Regions from separate parts of the Mus musculus genome. Here regions 2 and 3 are each linked to region 1. Evidence: chromatin loops called from intact Hi-C (ENCODE). Cell type or tissue: left cerebral cortex. All regions are shown on one strand. Links, peaks and the distances in the headings refer to the core of each region. The heading gives the core; the rest is flanking DNA.

Region 1 (5,610 bases), core at 1,913-4,412:
CCACCCATCCATCTACCCAAATATACTCATTGAGCACTGTCCTGTGTATTCTATGTGAACTGCTAGCCGAGGAAAGAGCTATAATTATGACAAGCCAGGCTTTCTTGTCCAGGAGCATAGGGTCTAGTGTAGAGGGAAGGGCAATAACCCTGGAAAGGAGTGTCAAGACCTGAGAAGAGACAAAGGTTTGGGATGTTTCACCCTCATCCATCCCTCTTCTAGTCTCTCTTTCCAAGGATGGATGTATTTCTATGACTGTATCTACATTTAAATAATTTTCTTCCCACACCCACCCTCTCGCTTCCTTATTTGTAGTGCCAAAAAAAAAAAAAAAAAAGAAAAGAAAGAAAGAAAAGAAAAGAAAGAAAAAAAAGAACCCAACACCCTGTCAGAGTAAAAGCAATTGTGAAATCTCAAGTATAGTATGGAGCTGTGTGACCACCTCTCCCTGGAACCATCTCCTGGGAAGAGGCATCTGTCATTTTCCATGAGTAGGAAGAGCTGAGGACCCAGGGTTCCATTCAAGACCATGCAGGGGCTGATCTTCACAATGCCTTCCATAGTAGTAAGGTCTCCAGAGTCTTGACTTTGGGTCAACTTGGAGCTCTTCTAGGAGCTGTATTCATATGTGTTCATACACGTATGCATGTATGCTTCCGTCTATCACATCTCTGTCTGTTGGTCTGTCTGTCTGTCTATCTCACTAATTGAGAGTATTTTTCTTCTCATTTTATGTCTGAGGCTAGAATTTATGTGAGGCTCTTTGAGCCTCTCATAACCAACTGCCTCCTAATACCTCTTCTCAACTCTTCTCCCTGGACCCACAGGAATTCTGCTGTACATATTAGACTCCATAGAAAATCTGGTAACTTTCCTAATTAAATGATTTTTTTCCCAAACACTCTGTCAGGTCTGTTACATCTGAGGATGGAAGCAGTGTAGACATCTTTTCTTTTTGTCACTATTTGAATACTCTGAGATCACTTGAGTGTACAGTGCCGAGTGTGGTCCCACCTCAACTCTTCTTCCCAGCTCTGACCTACCATGTGTGGTTAACTGGTGGTCGTATTACTTAAAAATATCACTCTTGCCCATCTGCAGAAGTAGTACACTTGCTCATACCTCGACTTTAGGCTTGGTCACATAATTTGCTTTGGTCAAAGAAATGCTTTCAGGCTAGTAGGAATGACATGACAAAATATTTGAAGAGAGTTCTCGGCTCTGTTGAATTTCTGCCAGCATTGGTGGGGTAGCCTCCCAGTCCCAAGAGGTGTCAGTCATCCAGCCCAACTATGGCCAACCTAACCAACCAAACCCCATCCAACGGATAATAGCTAGATCTACAGAATTACCTCGTGGATCCTGGTCTAGATTGACAGGCTTCTTATCTGTAAGGCAAACAATGCTTTCTGTGGCACACTAGCAAGACTTCTGAAGTTAGGTCATGATAACTAACAAATGCATCTCCCCCAAGTCACTCTTCCACATTGACTGAGATATTTGGCTGCTGTAACTTCTGTTTTGTATACTAACTCTTATCATAGTACTCAATGGCCATGTTTGTTGCTTTGACATCATGGTTCCCGACACCTACGCTCTAAGGAACTACTTCTTCCTCTCACTCCTTCAATAACTACTTAACCTGAAACTCTCCTAGAGCCATTTATCATCTGAACAGCTCTTTCAAATATTTTTCCACTTCCCATGTCCCTGTGACACCCACTCTGTATCCTGAGGACAGGCCCATGCCCCTGTGATCCTTGTCTGTATCCAAAGAACAGTCACAACTCCCCACCCTTTATGCCCACAGCATCACATGTTTTTCCTGTCTCATCATCTTTACTTCTTATCCAAAGAGAATCCATGGTTCTCTCATCCCTGGTCCTGCTCCTTGGGCTTCCCCTGCTCCAGAACAATGGGTCCATTTAAGAAGGCATTAGCCAAATGATGTCAATAAATGCAACTATCACCGTGTTCTGTTCCTAGCCTAGTTAGTCAACAATCTGTAACATTCCCCCAATCTCTCTCCTCTTCTTTACATCTTCTAAACCCTTTCCATCTTTCTCACTCAGCAAATGCCAACAGGGGCTTTCTTTTTCTGGGAAGACCTTCACAAAACCCTGAACTTTTTCCCTACCCTTCAGTTATACATTTTCTTAGCACACACCTACTCCTTTCCCCTCTCAACTTAAAAAAAGGACAAAAGAAATGATCCCTTCATATCTGACTCCCCCAGCTCTCTTCTTCCAAACCCTTCCATCTCCCCAGACCCTCCTCTTAACAACATTTATTTGATATCTCTCTCTCTCTCTCTCTCTCTCTCTCTCTCTCTCTCTCTCTCTCTCTCTCTCTCCAGGCTCCAGTGATTGCATTTCCACCTCACCCACTGCTCAGCAGCCTGCCAATAACCTGAAAAAGAAACAAGAATCTTCCCCCTTTTCAGGATATTCTCTGCAATCTTCCCCTCTATCAAAATTCATAATCTCTGAGATTTCTTTTCTCTCCCTATCCTCTGCCTTCTGGCATCTAAACCCGACATGTCCCCAACTCACACAGCTCTTCTCAAAGTTATCGGTGGCTTCTGAAATACTCAAACCAGTACCAATATGCCTGCCCTGCCCAAACACATCCTTCCTGCAGCCATCCCACTCTGGCTCTCTTCCTGTCAATTCCCTGAGCTGCCCTCCTGCCTCTCTAGGTGCCCTTGAAAGCTCATTCCAGTTGTTCTCTTTCCACCTCTGAACAGCAGTGTTCTTCATGGTTGTCAGCAGATGCCTTCACAACTCTCTCTGGTAGTCTCAGTCCTGGGTCCCCAAGAAACTCAGCTATAAGTGGAACAAACCCAAACTCATTATTTCCCTTCCCCATGTTCCTTTAACCATTGCTCTGAATTGGTCACTCCTTTAAGTCCTCCTCCTTTCAGCAGGCTCAACAAAGCATGTTCCCCTCCCTTCTCTCTATTTCCTCTCTCATCCATCATTTTACATCCCAGTGCTATCTTCTACATCTCTCTTTCTTCCTGCTTCCTCTTTCCCATTTTCTATATCCCTCTGCCCTTCCTTCTTCCAACCCACTCACCTTGCTAATTCAATCCAGACGAAACTCTCTAATAGTGGATCTTCATACCCCCAATGTCTTCCCAACTGCCACCTCTCCTTCTGTACAGCCTCCAAGCCAGAATTAACTTTCTGAAACCCACACTTAAACAGATCACTCCCAGACTTCTAAGGCAGCTCCTTGCGGCAAATAGGAAAGAGTCCAATCTCTTCACATTCAGATTCCAGAAACATTTTTGAAAATTCACCCAGCACTGTTCTCATCCTATTCTTGCAGAAATAGAGTGGCACATTTACTACCTCTATGGTAGAGATGGAGAAACTGGTGCCTTGGGGCTACAACACTTGAGGTAGCCCAGCAGGAAACTAAGTCAAGAGCAAGTCCAGGTCTTCTACCTCAGAAGTGTCTTTCATTTAGACTCATGACTGATTAGTTTTGGCATTAATGATGTTAACATTGACTATATAATCACCTCTGGCTATCTGATGAGATTTCTCAAAACCAGACCAGGAGGTCTCCAAAAAATTATCCTATCTAGTTTCCTCCAGAACTTAGTTTTCTTTGCTTTTTTAAAATTCTATAATTTAGTCTCCTAGAATTTTATTTTGTATTAGATATTTTCTTTACTTACATTTCAAATGTCATCCCCTTTCCTGGTTTCCCCTCTGAATCCCTCCCATCCCATCCCCTACCCACTGCTCACTAACCCACCCACTCCTGCTTCCCTGTCCTGGCATTCCCCTACACTAGGGCATCAAGCCTTCTCAGGACCAAGGGCCTCTCCTCCCATTGATGTATAAAGAGGCCATCCTCTGCTACATATGCAGTTGGAGCCATGGGTCCGTCCATGTGTACTCTTTGGTTGGTAGTTTAGTCCCTTGGAGCTCTGGGGATACTGGTTGGTTCATACTGTTGCTATTCCTATGGGGCTGCAAGCTCCTTTAGCTCCTTCTGTCCAGCACAAGGTCTCTAATGGAGGAGCTAGAGAAAGAAACTTAGTTTTCTGATTCTACTGTCTTTAGATTTAATGTAAGGTTTGAAATCCTCCTCTAATCATAAAAAAGTTCTTGATATTGGCTTTCATACACAGTGTACTGTGATCTCACCATCTCCTAGGAATATTTGTTCTGTACATGGGAGAGAGATTGCTTTGAGAGTCCTTGAATGAATTCCCCATAAGATTTTAACATTGATATCTAAACACCTAGTACCCAGTGTGACTTCATTTATTGGTATATTCTTTAAGAAGGTAATTATACTAAAATGAGGTCTTTAATACAGGCCTCATCCAGCCTGGACACTGTCCTTCTACTGGAGCAGAAAATGTGTAGATAGCCAAGAACAAAGTGAGCATGCTGTGCACATACAGTGGGGACACACCAGAATTTGTAAGCCAAGGAGAAAGGCCTCTGAAGAAACCAGGCCGTCAGACACATGGAAGCTGGACTTACAGCCAATAGTTTATTTGGCAGCCATGACCCATTAATTGAGAGGAATCTCCTTCAGAAATCCACAATTCCACAGTAGGTTGATGCTTTGGTCAGTTCTAGTCCCAAAGGAAAAGGAAAATACTGATGGAATATTAAAAATAGGAAAAGCCAAGGAAGACAGCAGATAAGAGAAGTGATACAAGCCACTGTACGTCTTAGGAATTGGACAAACAACCTAGAAGCATTAGCATGTCCCAAATAGGGCTGCTTTCCAATAACACATCTGGCTCATATTTCTATACTAAGAGATATTACTAGGAAATAAATTTTAATTACCCCTCTGTAATGGTTTGTATATCCTTGGACCAGGGAGTGGCACCATCTGAAGGTGTGGCCTTGTTGGAATAGGTGTGACCTGGTTGGAATGGGTGTGTCACTGTGGGTGTGGGTATAAGATCCTCACCCTAGTTGCCTAGAAGTCAGTCTTCCACTAGCAGCCTTTGGATGAAGACATAGAACTCTCAGCTTCTCCTGCGCCATGCCTGCCTGGATACTGCCATGCTCCCACCTTGATGATAATGGACTGAACCTCTGAATCTGTAAGCCAGCCCCAATGAAATGTTGTTTTTTATAAGACTTGCCTTGGTCATGGTGTCTGTTCACAGCAGTAAAACCCTAACTAAGACACCCTCCAATCCACAGTGTGCCTAATGGAGAATGTGGACTAACAACCCTTTATGTCATCATATAATCCACTGTTTTAGATGGAAGTCTCACTATACTACCCAGCCTGGCCTCCTACTCTTAGGCCAAGTGATTCTCCTGTTTCTATCTTAGTCATGGTCTATAGCTAAGACATTAGAAAAAGAAAAACAGAGCCAGAGAGTCAGCTCAGCTGCTAAAGATGCCAGATTTTCAAGAAAAACAGATCAGCTTAGAGAAATTAATATGGATATTATATATGTGCATATATATCAACATGGGTAGTTACAAAAATTTAGAAAAAGCAAGATACAGAATATCTGATGATACTATTTATATAAATTTAAAGAAGACTCATGCAGAACAACATAATGCCATATGTTGTTTACGTAGGCTTGTAAATGTATATAAAAGCATGAAA
Region 2 (5,610 bases), core at 1,572-4,071, 61 kb after region 1:
TTGCACTGAAACTATTTCTCCCCATTTGACATATAAGAATACTGAGGCACAAGGGAGAATGGCAGCTGAGTCATGTCTAATGGTATTGCCCATAGTCTCACTTCATCTCAGGATTTGGACAAAAATAAGGTTCTATCAGTCCTAGGCAATTATAATAGAGAATTTGTATTTTTTTCACTAGGAGCTAGTGGTTGTTAAATTTTATTATCAATTTGACACTAACTAGAACCACCTGGGAAGAGATGACTCTTGACTAAGAAATTGGCCAGATAATTTAGGCCTGTGGGCATGTCTATAAGGGATTTCTTGGATGGTCGGATGGATGGATGGATGGGTGGATGGATGGGTGGATGGATGGGTGGATGGATGGGTGGATGGATGGGTGGATGGATGGGTGGGTGGATGGGTGGGTGGATGGGTGGATGATTAGTATGGGAGAGCTTGCCCATAGTTGGCAGAAACATCCCTAGGTAGATGCGTTCTAATTATATAAGAAAGCTAGTTGAGAGAGCCAGAGAGAAAGGGAGCAAGCAGTGTCCCGCCATGGTTCTGCCTCCAGTTTCCACCCAGACCTCAATGCTCTGACTTCCCTCAAGGACAAGTGTGACCTGAAAGTGTAACCTGAAATAAGCGCCTTTCTACCAAAGTTGCTTCTAGTCATGGTGTTTATAGCAACAGCAGAAATCATGACCTAAAACTGTTGATCAAAGCAGTGTTTCTCAAAGTTTATTTATCAAACCAGACTCCTGTCAGAGGATCTGTTTGTCTATATATTTAGGAAATTCATAGTATACATTTTAATATTAAAATATATTATGTATAATAATGTCCTAGTTGACTTTCTATTACTATGATAAAATGCTAACCAAAAGTGACTTACGGAGGAAAAAGTTTGCTTCATCTTAAAACTCCTGATTACAGTCTTTCCCTGAGGGAAATCAGGATTGGAACTCAAGGTAGGAACCTAGAGGTAGAAAGTGATGATGGAGCAATGTCATTCTCCATGGCTTGCTCAGCTTGATTATGTACGCGCATGGATATATACATTTACATAGATATGTGATACACACAGAATCCAGGCCTACATGCTGAGGCATGGCACCACCCACTCACACTAACTCTTAATCAAGAAAATGTTCCAAAGACTTGCCTACCAACCGATATGCTGGAGGCATTTTCTCAGATGAAGTTTCTCTTCTCAAATGACTAACTTGTGTAAAGTTGACCCAAAAAGAAAGAAAGGAAGGAAGGAAGGAAGGAAGGAAGGAAGGAAGGAAGGAAGGAGGGAGGGAGGGAGGGAGGGAGGGAGGGAGGGAGGGAGGGAGGGAAGGGAGAGAGAGAGAGAGAGAGAGAGAGAGAGAGAGAGAGAGAGAGAGAGAGAGAGAGAGAGAGAACTGCACAAATACATTTCAAAAGAGCCCTACAGGAAAGAGACCTGCTTAATATTTCTTAATCAAGTGTATTATAAGCTTATATTATTCCAGCCCATCCCTCACTAGATACCTATTTGCACTAAGAAAAGCTCATGAGGTATTTTTATGGAAGAAATACATGTTGGGTTTCACTTCTATTTGCCATTTAATCATATGGTCAAGACATCTCCAGGAAAGCATCTTTCTTAAAGTATGGAGATGGGATCCTCTTTATAACAACTGTAAACATATTTTCAAACTCGGATTGATCTGTTCCTGGAGCATGAAACTCATTCCCTTACAAAGCTAACCAACCCATCTGAATAGCTTCAGTATTAGAAAATCTTTACATCAGGGCCAAATCATCCTTCCCACAATGCATCAGGAAGCACTAAAATCTACCTCAAATTCAGCACCCTGCAAAGGAAATGAGTCACTGCTCTTCATGTTCACAGATGTCTCTTGTACTAATAGACGTACAAGCCTACATCTCTCAGATAACCTAGAGTTTCAAGTATGTCTCAGAACTACAGAGTCCTATAGCTTAAAGGGATTTTTTAAAAAATATTTTCTACTCCAGCCTCCTGGGCATTTGTACGTGTGTATTTGTTCACGGGTGTGCACATGAATGTGGGTAGAGGTGAACCTGCCGGAGATCAACCTCTGATGTCATTTCTCAGAACCTATCTATTTTGTTTCAGAGACAGGTTCACCTGTTAGCCTGGAGTTTACCAAGTGATATATCTGGATAGGTCAATGAGCCCATCTCCACCTCTGAGGGCTAGGTCTTCACCTCCTCAGACCACAGCATCCATGGTTTGGCTGCTCAACATTCCCCTGAACTCTTACATTCTTCCAAGTCAAAGGCCCTCCATGCCTGACTTTTTCACACAGGTTGAGGCTCAGACTTGGATACTTATACTGGCATGGTAATCGCTTTATCAATTGACCTATCTTCTCATCCCTCTACTCCTCTTATATTTCGTTTAATTTTATTATTTGTTGGGAGGGGATGACATACAGCCTCACTCTACATCTCAGGCTGATCTGGAACACGTCATTCTCTTGTCTTAACCTCATAAGCACTAGAGTTAGAGGTATGATCCATTATGAAAAGCTTCATTCATCTTTTAAAAATGCATGTCTTGTAAGATCAGACAAGCAAGAAAAGTACCATGTGCAAGCCTGGCTTTGAATATAGAATGCTTTGGGTGCTCTTTTTTTTTTTACTTCCCCAGGAATTCCTGGATGTTTGAGGTTCATGCCTAACCCCTCAGGTTCCTTCAGAGAAACACACAGAGATTCCCATAGCCTTCCTACTTGTACCCTTGTCAGATGCCACACTGGGAGCTAGATGAGTCAGAGAGCTCACCCAGCGTGGGGAGTTTTGTGTTCCAGCATCTCTCCTCCTGGAGTGTCCAAGCTGGGGCTGTTCTTCACCCCACGCTGCCTCCTCTCCATCACTGCCATCTGCACCTCCTTCCCAGGGATCACCATCTGCTTTCCTGAAACCACTCAGCCGCCCCCAGCTCTTTGCTCTGCTTACAAGCCCACTCCTTGATCCACTCTCCTTGCAACTTGAGCCTTTCTCTTTCCTTCCCACAATCTTCATTCATTCTATTTTCGCCTCCTCAGACCAGAGCTTCCATAGTTGTGTGCTCAACATTCCCCTGGATTCTTATATTCTTCCAAGTCAAACCTTTACTCACCAGGAAGTTCCTCAAGACTCTATGGTTGGAGTTATTTTGCCACCCAGTCATATATGTTTGCTGAAGAAATCACTAAAACTCATTATGACCCTTTTCTATACCAACCTAGGCACTTGTATTCTAAAATGTTACTCCTTATGCCCATTGCATACTCCTCTTACAGGAAGTCCTTCCTCACAAGACAGCAAAGGGTAAAGCATAGTACATATTAGGCAAATGCAGAGTGATACAACATCTCAATAATATCTCTGCAAGCAAAACATATAACCACCCATTCTTACAAAAGTCTGTTCTTCAGGGAACTGGGAGATGGCTCAGTTGGACAAATTTTTGCACTGCACATATGAGTGCCTAAGTTCAGCTGCTCAGGACCCATATAGAAATATGAGGATAGCAGCATCTGTAATCTCTGTGCTGGGGTAGGGGAGGAGGGTCAGAGACAGGCAGATCCCTGAAGCTCAGTGGCCAGCCAGTTGAGCCAAATTAGTGAGGTTACAGGTTCAATAAGAGACTTTGTCTCAAAAATTAAGGCAGAAGCCAGACATGGTAGTATATGTCTTTAATGTCAGCATTCAGAAGGTATCTGCATGTACATATACATAAATCTCAAACCAAAAGAGAGATAAAAATGTAGAGATAATCAGTTTTATAATACCTAAAACCTGCAAACAATAAGTTAAAAAAATGTAAGAATTTGGGCACTTAAGAAACTGATGATACTTCCCGCAAGAGTGGCATCTATTCTGCCCCATATGCTTGACACATGTCATCTCATTTAATATTAAGAGGAATTCTTGCCAGGCAGTGGTGGTGCATGCCTTTAATCCCAGCACTTGGGAGGCAGAGGCAGGTGGATTTTTTAGTTCAAAGCCAGCCTGGTCTATAGAGTGAGTTCCAGGACAGCCAGTGCTATACAGAGAAACCCTGCCTCAAAAAACCAACCAACCAAACCAAACCAAACCAAACCAAACCAAAACAAAACAAAACAAAACAAAAAAGAGGAAATTTTGAAGCTGGAAAAGAAGTTTAGAGAAGGAATTCAAACCTAAGCTTCAGGACAGGTTCACTTCCTTGTCCTCCGATATAATTAAAGGTATGGTCCAAAAGATTTTAGCCTCAGGTCCTTCAAGAATGGATCTTGTGTTATAGATATGAGCTTCATTACCTTGCTTCTTTCTTTCCCTCACTCGTAGTGCACCGCTTCTCAGACTGTGCCTTTTATACCTTCCTTTTCTACACTCCCTTTAGAATCCTTCCTTTTCTACACTCATGTTTTCCACTACTCCCTGGATGAAGTAGTGGTTATTCAGACTCTAGGAGACAGAAGTTCTACTCTAAAATCCGCCTCCCAGGCAAACTAGAGTCCTGCGTGAAGGCTGATGAAGAGGGACAGGGTTCAGTGACTAATGTTCACACACACTGATGGTAAAAATACATTTTAGATAGTGAAAATACATTGTTGACCAAGGAAACCTCAAAATACAAAAATCTGGCATGTAACTATGGGGACAAGGGAATCGACCTCTTCCCCCACCAAATACTCTGATGCATCTGCTTCCAAACTGGGAATTAACCTATGAATCTACAGTCTCTGGTAAATGAGGAAGTTGGCACTATTATGCCAAAAAAGCATATAAGAAAATTACTGGGAAGTCTATAAAATTGATTGAATATGTTGGATACGGGTGAGTGTGATACATCAGGTTTCTGGGAAAGGGGCAGGATGTTCTTCTAACTTCCTAGAGAAGTCAAGGAAAATGGATAGCAAGCCCATGGGTTCAGATGACCACCTCATTTCCTTCATCTCTAACGTCAACATAAGGTATCATAGAGAAAAACTCACAATGAGAAATGCAATACTCAGACACACATAGCAAGGTGTTCTTGCTTGGGCTTCTGAGAGCCAGTAGCCTTTACTAACTGGAAGTGGTTTCCTATCTACAACTTTTTCACAAGCCACACAATGGATTCTTCCTTCTATATTTGGTCTTACAAATCTATTTGTTAACTAACTCCCCTTCAGTGTTAATCTTCTAAGAGTCTACAAAGATATAGTTCAATTTTCATTCCCCTATTTGTAATATCAATTACAGGGAAATAAGCAATAAACACAAGACAGAGCTCCTGCTTATATACTTTACATCCACAGGTAATGATAGACACCAGACACCAATAGCACACATACACAGGAGACATCATTTTTTAATGCTGATAGCTACTGTGGGAAAAATGAAACAAAACCATGCGATGTCATGGGAAAATGACCCACTTCACACTGTATAGTCAAAATAGAGCCATGAAAAACTATTGCTCTGAGTTTTGTCTGATGGCATGCGTATAATACATGGATGCTTTCCAACACAGTGGGACAAACATCACTGATAAGGTTCCAGATAAAATGTATATAAAATTTCAGTAATGACATTAATAAGTCTCATTCTTAGAAGTCATTCTGTAAAATGGAGTGAGACATTTGCTACAGGGAGGAC
Region 3 (5,610 bases), core at 1,572-4,071, 190 kb before region 1:
AAGGCTTGTTTCAGGACATCTTATATATTTATATATTTTGATTTAAAATGATTATTCAAAAACTAAACTGGTCACACAAAGCAAAGAAAATGAGAGATTTCCTGGGACAAGCTTAGCATTAGATACCACAGTGGGTCATTCTACCGGTATCCCAAACTTACAACCACTCTGCAGAGTAGTGGCCAAAAGAGGAAATTATGACTAGAGAAGATCCAATTGAAAAGAAGCGTAAAGGCAGAATTGATGTTGGCTGATCACACCAGCAGCAGAAGAGTGGTTAGCAATACAACTTTGAAGTCAGATGATGGGAGTCTCTATCTCCTCTCCTTTACTCACTGGCTCAGAGACCTTAGGCAATTTGCTTAAAAACGGTGACTGTGGTTTTCTGTATAAGTATGCCGTTAAGAATAACATATACAGAGTGAACTCACTGCTGTTGTAGAGAGTCAAGGTTCAGTTCCAAGCACTGACATTAGGCAGCTCACAACTGCCTCCAACAGCAGTTCCAAGGGAGCTGATGCCTTTCTTGGGCGCCAGACACACACATGACACACATGGTTCATGTATATATTTACATATAGGCACTCATACATACACAACAATAAAAATAAATGAAGCTTCACCAACAACCAAACACATAGTCTAAAGACTATCTAAACAGGCCCATATCACAAAAGGAAATAGAAGAAGTCATTAAAAACCTCCCAACCCCCCAAAAAAGTCCAGGGCCAGATGGATATAGTGCAGAATTCTACCAGACCTTCAAAGAAGACCTGATACCAATTTTCCTCAAGCTATTCCATAAAATTGAAACAGAAGGAATACTACCTAACTTGTTCTATGAAGCCACAATTACTCTGATACCTGAACCACACAAGGAACCAACCAAAAAAGAGAACTATTCCTAAATGTGAACAAATACTTATCTACTTCATTGAAAACACCCAGTCAACATTAGCTATTATCTTGGAGGACTAAACACCGAATATCATCACTGTAGGTCAAATTGTAGAACATTAAGAAAACACCTTCAAAATCTAAGTGCTTCAGTGCATCAAAATTATGTCTTCTTTATACCAAATACAATCATATATTGCCCCAACACCTCAGAACCCACACTGAGCAACTGTAATGAGTGTATGGTGGCTTTGCCATAATTCACATCAGCAGCACGTTCCAAGATCAGTGATTACAGACATCATATTCAGTTAAACTCATTGGCCATATTTGGTCATATTGGCTCCATCTAATGTCAAGAAAGTCAACGAGAATTGTCCTATTATTTTTCTAATAAGAAGTAAATATGAGTAAGCAACATGAGTGAATGTCTAAACCTAATATGTTTTCACATGTTATATGTATTTTCTGCTTAAATGTGGCAAGTGTCCTGATACATTAGTATTTTATATTGAATAATAAAGAAAATAGTCAGTTGGTTAAAGGCCAATTATAAAGGACTTATAAATACGTTTTTTCTCAATAGGAAGAGGGATTACGAATACACAGAATCTCAGAATTAGTAAAGAACAAATGAGCCCATGAAATTCAACCTCCCATCCAATGCAATGATTCCCTTCAGCAAGGATGTCAAAGAAGTAACCCTTTACCCCAAAGGAAAAGCTGGCATCTCCCTCAGCCTCACACTTAAGGGAGCCATGGGGGCACCACTTGTCTGACTTTTATTTTATGTGAATTTATATCAGCAGGTAAGGTTCTCTGGGCCACAGCCATCCAGGGATAACCATGCATGTGAGTGATATTTTAATTTTTAAACCCCGAAGACTGTGCCATAACCATGTATCTATGATAGCAGAGCCAGTTTTTGTACTGAGTCATCTCAAGTTCTCAAAATAACTTTGTAGGAAGGTATTATATCGTCATTTCCAGATCAAGACACTGAGATAAGATATTTAATCTCCTTATCCAAATGAGTGTTAGTTGGGGGCAGAGCAGAGAGTCCGACAAAAGTGTCTCTCACCCAGGCTTAGAACTCCATCAAGGAAAGGTGGAGATGTATCTGAAGACCTTTACTTTTCTATCATCAGGTGCAAATGATCAAATAATGTTTAAAAGATACATGAATAGCAAGTCATGCACTATTAAACATGCTGTGTTCTGAAGACAAGTGTTGAATACATAGGAAATTTATAGTTGAGAATCTAGACCAGCACTTATAGACTGAGAGAAAAAAAAAACATTGAAACTAATCTTTAATACGCTGTTTCCTGTGAGAAGCTGGTACTGGCTTCATATCACATTATCTCACAGATATTTCTGTGATCCGTATTTATCAGCACACAAGTGAATGCAAATTACCCCAGGCCACCCAACTAAGAAATATAAGCTTTCTCTACCAAGATGCCTTTTATATGAGTAAAGGGAAAAATCAGTAGGAAACACCCTGACTTTCCTGCTGCTGGTGCCTTGACTGTCCCTCAGGATGATGTCCAGTAGAGTTTGAGCCACTTCAAGACAGTAAGTCTCTTCATCATCACAGCTCAAGTTCTACATCTTTCAGCCAAGGAGATTTTCCTTCATCAACTGAAGCCTTAAGACTTTGCCTTTGATTTGAGTCCAATGTTCCAACACAGCCCTCCTGACACCAGCTTCTCCACCCACATAACTCCCCATATGCTGACACTCAACCAGCACCATCTGTAGGATCAGAGATGTGCTTAGTCCCTCTGCTTGGAATAGGAACTCCTGCTAAGAAATAAAGGAACTTAAGGGCCATTGCAAGAGCCAGTTTGTATATAAGTACCCAAACCACACAGGCTATCTTGTTAGTTTGCGTAGTTGCTATGATTTATGTATCAGGAGGTGAATAAATCTACTTACAAATAAGTTTCATAAATAGCTATTTAAATAATTATACATAAAACAAAAAAGCTAGTTTATACTTTGGAGGTCTTTTGTTCTATTTATTATTTCCATTTCTTTAAGCCTTGAGCCCCATTAGTATATTGCTGAGAACAGAGTGAAAATATTGATGGCTAAGAAGATAGAGAGAATGGGAGAAAATACCACTAAAGCACCTTTGGGTCACGACCCCTTTGGAGTGAATGACATTTTCACAGGGGTCCGATAGATCATATATTTACATTATATTCATTATAGGAGAAAAATTACAGTTATGAAGTAGCAATGAAAAGTTTTATGGTTGGAAGTAACCACAACATGAGGAACTCTACGAAAGGGAGCATTAGAAATATTGAGAACCACTCTTCTCTAGGAACTGCAATATTGGTCATCACTCGACAAGTCTTCTGTGGAAGATTTTATCACCTATTTCTAAAATATACTGAATATATCTTTAAAATCCCCAGGAATCAACTATTTCTTCATTCTTGCTCCATTGTTATAGCCAGTGGTCTAGACTGGTTATTTCCCTGGGTACAATGAGAGCTCTAGATATAGACAGGCAACTTAATAGGACCAACAATAGAACAAATTCAGGACTCTTTAAAAAGTTGCTTGAGAAAGGAAGCCTCTCAACCCACCAAGCAAGACATGGAGCTGTAGCATCAATTTTGCAGTCTTTAGGTGAGAGAGAAGCAGAACCAGGTTGAAAGATGAAACCGTGGGACAGGAGTACATTGTAGAAGACCTCTCTTCAACCTACATTTTACATCCAAAGCCACTTCTAGAGGGAACCTGCTATAATGCCTTTTGTACTTAAGGAAGTTTGGTTAGGTTTCCTGCCATTTAATGAAAGTAGACGTTCCAAGGTGTCATAAATAGCAGGTCTCACAGTCACAATGAAGTATACACTCCTAATCATTTCTCTCTGTCTTTGTGCACCTGAGAAAACCAAGAAGATCTGACAATATCATGCAGCAGCCCTGTATCATTTTAAATGCCATCTGTATCCCCATGCTCCTCTCTTCCCATCTCAGGCACCAAACATATGAATGCCAACTTTGTATAAAGATGTTAGGAATCTGAGTTCTTTTCATGAGAATAACTCAGCTGAGTAAAAAAGAGGAGGAGGATGAATTCCCAAAGGCTACTTTGGAGATGATGGGCACAGTCTGGGTCACACATGTCTTTCCTTTCGAATTACTTATTCTTTGGCTTTAGGAAGGACATTAAACAGCATGGGGTCCCAGTGTCCTCTCTTACAAATGGAGGGTGTGTATCATGAAGCTGTTGTGTCAATTCAATGACTCAGTCACAAGTCACATGTACAAAGACCAGCAAAGGACTGATGTGTCATGGCTACTTTCTGTGTTTTCATTTCTCGTGGGACATTCTCCAAAGCAGTAAGTGATATGACTTACCTTCCTTTGTAGTTGTAGACACTACCTCAATCTCCATCCCTAAAAGCATGTATTGGATGAATGAGTGACCCTTGACAGGGGGCCTGTAAAACTATTTATATAGTTCCGCTTGATCTTACAGTGTTAGGAATAGGTCTCTAATTGTGGAAATCAAAGCCCTGGTTAGAACTTTGCAGGAGAGGATATTTGACCATCCCCATTTTGGTGGTGTCTATCAATAGTTTATAAGTAAATGCATTGGGTAGAAGCCATTGTAGGAACAATTCTTAACCCAAGAAGTTCTGCCACCCCCAGAAACCTCCATTTTTAACCTTAACCTGCTTTAGGTTTTGAGACACAAAGCATTTTTCTGAGCCCCCCAGCAGGCAGTGGAGAAACCCATCAGGAACTCCCTCACCTTCCTGCCTTGAAAGCCATAGAATTGTCTAGCAGTCCCTAAAATTGGCTCCTCTGGACTAGTGCTGCTTTTGCAGTCCCTAGACTGCCATCAAGTTGGCCATGAGCTGTGAGCTGCCTGCCGACTACATGTTTCTGTTTCCATAGCAAATGCACCTTGAGTAAAGATACTGTAAAGGGAAATGTGTTACAGGAAAAATGAGGGGAAGGAGGCAGTTGCGATGGAGAATGAGATTCAGCTTCCGAGAGAGCAAGCATTTTCATGTGATAAATCTCTCCACTGTGTGGACTCACTAGTCCCAAGCAGTGTTAACAATTTCTTCCATTATCTTCTTGCTCTGACATAAGCTTGGGAGATCAGAAGTGTAAGCAGGTAATTCAATTGCCTCTCCTCCCTGCCAAGCTGTTAAGCAGGCACTTCTACCATTGCTCAGGCTTAGATCAGGTTTCCCAAAGGCTGCCAAAACAAGCGAATAAAATGAGCCCTGTGAGAAGCAGGGGAAGAATGTGGGGAGACTGAGGCATGGTCTTCCATGCGGATGCAAACAGTTTTGTTGCCATGTACTCGTTAAGCCCTTTGTGAGATAGAGAGAAGACCACAGACACATAGTAAGCTGAAAGTAAGAGGACAGCTTTCCTTCCTGTAACTATTCATAGAAATAATAATTTGATGTTTATTGCACAGACAGCAGAGGGTTGAGGGTTCATGCACCTGTGTCATGATTTTATTCTACATTTATTCATCCAACAACCATTTCTTGAATATATCTAAGGCAATCTGTATATCTGGACAAACATACACATGCATACACATACACTCATGCACACACACATATACACACACACACACATGCGTGTGTGCATGCACACAGAAGCAATAAGGAGAGTATTTAGTATTTATAAAGAAAGCCTTCGGGAACGAATGGGGATGCAA

Evidence for each region. Hi-C counts contacts between places; a loop is a spot of excess contacts. Peaks named below come from ENCODE experiments on the same cell type or tissue, not always from the same donor. Only the 100,000 strongest peaks of a DNase experiment are listed, where the experiment ranks them.
Region 2: a loop joins it to region 1, with 6 times the contacts of the local background. A loop is called at or near these places in 2 of 42 quality-filtered maps.
Region 3: a loop joins it to region 1, with 2.5 times the contacts of the local background. A loop is called at or near these places in 2 of 42 quality-filtered maps.

The regions. Positions count from the first base shown.
Region 1 is chr12:88,772,471-88,778,080 of GRCm38, reverse strand. It overlaps a transcript of Nrxn3 not described here. Among named protein-coding and RNA genes, the nearest start is that of Nrxn3, 19 kb to the left of the region's middle. In left cerebral cortex, for the core only: no CTCF peak of the experiment used is centred there; DNase peaks (open chromatin) are centred at 2,575 and 3,206; H3K27ac peaks cover 1,257 bases.
Region 2 is chr12:88,710,900-88,716,509 of GRCm38, reverse strand. No RefSeq gene overlaps it. Among named protein-coding and RNA genes, the nearest start is that of Nrxn3, 81 kb to the left of the region's middle. In left cerebral cortex, for the core only: no CTCF peak of the experiment used is centred there; DNase peaks (open chromatin) are centred at 1,846 and 2,887; H3K27ac peaks cover 593 bases.
Region 3 is chr12:88,958,028-88,963,637 of GRCm38, reverse strand. The region is part of intron 3 of Nrxn3 (neurexin III); the gene reads right to left. The region is part of intron 2 of Gm40537 (a long non-coding RNA gene); the gene reads left to right. Among named protein-coding and RNA genes, the nearest start is that of Gm40537, 12 kb to the left of the region's middle. In left cerebral cortex, for the core only: no CTCF peak of the experiment used is centred there; DNase peaks (open chromatin) are centred at 1,869 and 2,610; H3K27ac peaks cover 2,500 bases.